Linked DNA regions of Homo sapiens: region 2 is linked to region 1. Evidence: chromatin loops called from intact Hi-C (ENCODE). Cell type or tissue: endothelial cell of umbilical vein. All regions are shown on one strand. Links, peaks and the distances in the headings refer to the core of each region. The heading gives the core; the rest is flanking DNA.

What was found. A loop is a pair of places that touch in the nucleus more often than their neighbours do. Peaks named below come from ENCODE experiments on the same cell type or tissue, not always from the same donor. Only the 100,000 strongest peaks of a DNase experiment are listed, where the experiment ranks them.
Region 2: a loop joins it to region 1, with 9 times the contacts of the local background. A loop is called at or near these places in 2 of 110 quality-filtered maps.

The regions. Positions count from the first base shown.
Region 1 is chr18:39,968,855-39,971,795 of GRCh38, reverse strand. All of the region lies in intron 1 of LOC124904349 (a long non-coding RNA gene), which reads right to left. Among named protein-coding and RNA genes, the nearest start is that of LINC01901, 45 kb to the right of the region's middle. RefSeq lists an enhancer at 1,198-2,172. In endothelial cell of umbilical vein, for the core only: no CTCF peak of the experiment used is centred there; a DNase peak (open chromatin) is centred at 1,525; H3K4me3 peaks cover 361 bases; H3K27ac peaks cover 1,971 bases.
Region 2 is chr18:39,798,585-39,801,525 of GRCh38, reverse strand. No RefSeq gene overlaps it. Among named protein-coding and RNA genes, the nearest start is that of LINC01902, 42 kb to the left of the region's middle. In endothelial cell of umbilical vein, for the core only: no CTCF peak of the experiment used is centred there; a DNase peak (open chromatin) is centred at 1,285; H3K4me3 peaks cover 1,054 bases; H3K27ac peaks cover 645 bases.

The DNA.
Region 1 (2,941 bases), core at 348-2,847:
TATGATTATATATAACATATATATAATTGTATGATTATATATAACATATATATAATTGTATGATTATATATAACATATATATAATTGTATGATTATATATAACATATATATAATTGTATGATTATATATAACATATATATAATTGTATGATTATATATAACATATATAATTGTATGATTATATATAACATATATATAATTGTATGATTATATATAACATATGTAATTGTATGATTATATATAACATATATATAATTGTATAATTATATATAACATATATAATTGTATAATTATATATAACATATATAATTGTATAATTATATATAACATATATAATTGTATTATATATAACATATATAATTGTATAATTATATATAACATATATATAATTGTATGATTATATATAACATATATATAATTGTATGATTATATATAACATATATATAATTGTATGATTATATATAACATATATATAATTGTATGATTATATATAACATATATATAATTGTATGATTATATATAACATATATATAATTGTATGATTATATATAACATATATATAATTGTATGATTATATATAACATATATATAATTGTATGATTATATATAACATATATATAATTGTATGATTATATATAACATATATATAATTGTATGATTATATATAACATATATATAATTGTATGATTATATATAACATATATAATTGTATGATTATATATAACATATATATAATTGTATGATTATATATAACATATGTAATTGTATGATTATATATAACATATATATAATTGTATGATTATATATAACATATATATAATTGTATGATTATATATAACATATATATAATTGTATGATTATATAAAACATATATATAATTGTATGATTATATATAACATATATATAATTTGAGTGTCATATTGTACCTATGTTTTTATATTCTATACACAATAAATTCACATTACCAAAAATACCTTTGCAGAGTTAGACTCAAGCCATAGAGCTTATTGATATCCTCAATCCTCTACCAGGACTCTTTGATAGAGAGATGAGAATAGACAGAGTAACTTCACAGACTGATGTAAAACCTTTTCTTATTTATTTTTATTTTTATCTGTTCTCATCTTTGCTAGTCTATAAAGGAAGGGAGTGCTTTACCTTCTGAAAGTCTTGTCTTTGGGAGTTTACTGGGCTTCAGTCTTCTTGATGGAATGTTTCTCCACACACAAAAATATAAAATTTATAACAGCAAGAAATGTAAATTTAGTTTGTGGGTAAGAGTGAGAACATTAAAATAAGAAGGGCTGCCATGGATAGAGGCAGATTGACAAATGCTTCTGAATGAAGGAGAGATAAATGTGAAAATATGAGAAAAATGAGAAAGTGCATTCAGACTTGCTAGGTCATATCCTTGGCTGTGAATATTTGTCAGATGTTGTGACAGCTGTGCCTCATAGTATGACTTTTGGAAATAGGCTATTGTATTTGTTTAAAGAGGAATTCACATGCTTAGTCAATATCCTGGAGCCAGAAATATCAAGGAACATTTAAGACAAAATGAGAAAAATCTCAGGAAATGATAAGGCCAAGGTTTGAGTACAAAGTTTCCCCCAAAACACGCATAAACTTTGGACATGCATATGAATGGGTAAACAGTGACAGTTTTAAGTAAGTTGAAAAGAAAAGTAATAGCAAAGACAATGATGTATAGTGTCTTTAAAATTGCTTTGACTTTAGCCTGTGTCTTTGTCTCTTAGATTGCTCTGTTTAATGATGTTAAATAATCTCAAGTACCCTTTGAAGTTGGGTAACCCACAAAGCTCTTCAGAGTAGCTTTGAAGTTAGATTCTGTAAAGCCTCAAATGAAGTATAATTTAGGAATCCTGGATGTGGTATACATCTTCAGTCACTGATTTGAAAGTAGGCAGACGGAGACTGCATCTGAAAAGCATATAGTCCCATTATGTGCTTTTATGTCCCTTTATGGGAAGTTGAAAAGTTTGCCTGCTGAGATAATCCTATCTGATATGCCAAATCAATATTTTTTTTACATTTTCTTTACTATTGAAATTTTGGCTGTTATTAATATATTGAAAATTTTTGTTAATATTATTTCAAATATTTGAGTTATTAATGTAAATTACATCATGCCTTCATTTTGGCCAGAATGAAACAAAACTTGAAGGTAGAAAAATAAATGAAGAAGTGATAAAACGGTGAGGGTTTGAATCAATGTGACTATCTCTTCAAGATTTCAAGTTCCTAAAAGAAGGAATTAGGTAATTTGTATTTATCATTGTTTTGTGCCCAGCAAAGCACCGTATAAACTTTAAATCTTCCTATAGGCTTTCCAATTGAGAAGACACAGGAAGTCATAGAAGCCATTCATCTTATGGAGGAAACTCCTGCTGGCAAAACACTTTTCTGGATACTATTTGAGAGAATCCAAAGAAATGAAAAAGAGTTCCCAGTCTTTTGTAACTCTAACTGAATGCACTAAGATATAGCACTAGGCCTAAAAATGACATGGCACTCCCACTAAAATAAATATATATGAAGAAACACATATAATCATTAAATATAAGAAGAGATGCTCAAAGTCTTTAGTGATATTGAATTAAGTGAATAAAACCCAAAGTAAGGTTATATTTAATGCAATGTGATTGGCAAAAATTAACAAGTCTATAATACCAAATGTTGAAATACAAATAGGCTCTTTTAAACTCTGGTGTTGAGTGTAAACTGGTACAACCACTTTGGAAAGCAGTTTGATATGATCATCTAAGAGTGAATATTCATATAACCTATTATCACAATGATTTGACTCCTTGGTAAATACCTAGAAGAAAATCCTTACACATGTTCACCAAAGGTATACAACAAAATTTATAGCAACACCATTTGTAATAGCAACAATCTACGGAAGATTAAAACAACAAAAA
Region 2 (2,941 bases), core at 291-2,790, 170 kb after region 1:
TGCCACATCCGTGACACAGATGACAGGGACATGAAATATAACTCTCATTTGACACAAGTCACATATGACACATGCAAACGTCACATACACGTCGCACATGGCATGCATATTTACATAGAAACTAACGTCTTACGAACGACTTGTATGTGACATACATGTCACACACATGTCACACACAACACGTATGTCGCGTGTATAACACAACACACGTTCCATACGACGCGTGTCGCCTATGACACATATGACACACATTTGTCATGTATGACCCATATGATCCCTGTATGACACACCACATGCATGCCGCATGTCATATTTCACACCTATGTCACGTGACTCATGTCTTATACATGTCGCATAAGATGCATATTTGACACATGTCACATATTTGGCATATGAAACGACATACATTTCATATGCTGTATGACTAATGCATGTCACACATGGCATATGACAAATATATGCCACATATGACATACATCTATATGTCATTGTGGCTTATTTGTATCATAAGTGATATATATGTGTCGTGTGTGATATATGTCGTATTTTTGTCTTGTCATATATTATTTCACAGATTACCCATATGTCTATATGACACATATATGTCACATATGACACATATGTAAAATATATTTTTTCCTTCTACCCAATGCCAAGTTCAAGACAGGCACGTTTTCTCAGCATCTTCTTTTGTGAATCAGTGGACCTCTTTGGGTTCCTACTTTTATGGAGTGGTTCACTTTTAGTGGTCAAGTTGACACTCCACTTTGAATCAGCATTGTTTCATTTCTTGTTCTTATGCTTTAGGCTTATATTAGACAAAGCTGAAATATTCAATGTTACAATCAGGTTTGAAACTCAGTTACCTCCCTGGTGTCTAATTTTCACTTCATTTGGAGGAAAACAAAGTTTTAAAGTTTTTATGTAATACTTTAGGTCTTGTCTTTTTAATTCAGGAGGGTCACCATGTTATTATTTAGGAAAATGAGATTACATTTGACAATAGACCAATCTAATTTTTTCTTAATGTAGACATCTGGGCTATATGCAAAGTTGCTGTCTTAATTTGTCAATTAGAAAGAAATCCCTTTGAGACAGCCAAGTGACAGAGGGTCCCTGGAGAAATTCTAACCAGCCTCTCCACTGAGGTGAAGCCTCGGGAAGTTCGCCAGGTTTGCAGCATTGAGGAGCCTGGCCCCTCCCCTTCCTGTGTGGAACTTGGGATTCGAACGGCAGGCGGGAAGTGCTCTAGCAGGGGAGTCTGACCTTGTGAGGGAATACCTGTGTCCCCCCTTTTTTCCCCTTTTTACCCAATAAAACCCTGCCTTACTCACCCTTTAAATCATCTGCGAGCCTGAATTTTCATGGCCGTGGGACGGACAAGAACTTTATCTTCAGCTGAACTAAGAAAAAGTCCTGCAACATTTTTGGCGCGCAATGTGGGGGCACCAGAAGCGGTGAGTGAAATGGAGACTCAAAACCTCTCACTGTTGCTTGACCTTTTCCTTCCTTTTTTGGGACCAACTGGTGAGCAGTGTCTCCCCTCCACCCCCAACTCCCTGCCGGAATGGGAGGCACGGCTCAAGGATCCCGGGGCAGCTGGCTGGCATTTTCCGCCATGAACGGCTGGAGCCTTCCCCTTCCCCGCCAAGAGATTCAGCTCCATCAGCCAGTAATCAAACTTTTCTCCCTGGTGGAGAAACCACTTGCATAAGAATAAGAGGTTCTTCCCCAGGATTTTTTTTTTTTTTTTTTTGAGACTGAGTCTCGTTCCGTCGCCCAGGCTGGAGTGCAGTGGCGCGATCTTGGCTCACAGCAAGCTCCGCCTCCCGGGTTCACGCCATTCTCCTGCCTCAGCCTCCCAAGTAGCTGGGACTACAGGCACTCGCCACCACGGCTGGCTAATTTTTTTTCTGTATTTTTAGTAGAGACGGGGTTTCACCGTGTTAGCCGGGATGGTCTTGATCTCCTGACCTCGTGATCCGCCTGCCTCGGCCTCCCTAAGTGCTGGGATTACAGGCGTGGGCCACCGCACCGGGACTTCCCTAGGCATTTTTAAACTGTTTATTTTCTTTCCCTTTCTGTACCCAATCAGCAAGTTAAGTTTTAAAGTTTTTTTTTTCTTTTAGAAGATGTTTTGCTAGGCCAGGCACCCCCCGCCCCCCGCCGCCGCCCCCTCCCGCCCGCAACAACCATCACTGTTTATATTTTCTGCAAAGTTTTGGTTGTGAAATTAAGCCTCCATCTTGCTTTATATCCTGCGGGCCATGGCCGGTAACCACTTGGCAAAGCTTTGTTTGGCAAGCCTGCCATAGGGGATGAGCCCTTTCTGGTTTGACATCTGCATGTTTTCCTAGAGCTGTCTCTTAAAGGGCCCCACCCAGCGACTAGGTTTTCTTCTACCTGTATGTGTACTGTGTGTGATGTGTGTAAGAAGAGCTCTGATTAATTTGGCTTAAAGAAAGACAAGTCCTTTGATCAAGTATTTTGTAAGGGAAGTGAAAAGCTATGGTACCTTTCAGCTCACGTGATTTTAATCTTTAAGAAATAAAAACAGTCCTAAAGACTATTAGTAAAATGTATGTCAGGTGCAAGGTATGCTAAGTGTTTTGAGGTTACAAGCTGCTTTTTGGGTTTTGAGAACTATTTGACTTGCTGGCTTCACAATTGGTAAGGCCTGGGAACATATGGAATTAACCACACCCTTAACTAAGAAGGCCAATCTTGGCTTTAGTTAGCACGCAATTAAAGCAACTTACCAAGTTTTACCTTACAGTTAAAAATTGCTAGGCTACTAGAAATAGATTTACATCCAAGGTGTGTAAAAACAGTAAAATGTGTTTTTTAGTAAAGATTATAAGAAGGCATGGAATGTAAACTTTTGCCTAGGGTTAAAGGATTGTTTTGTGTTAAATTAGGAAAGCTGAAGGTTCAAAGAAGT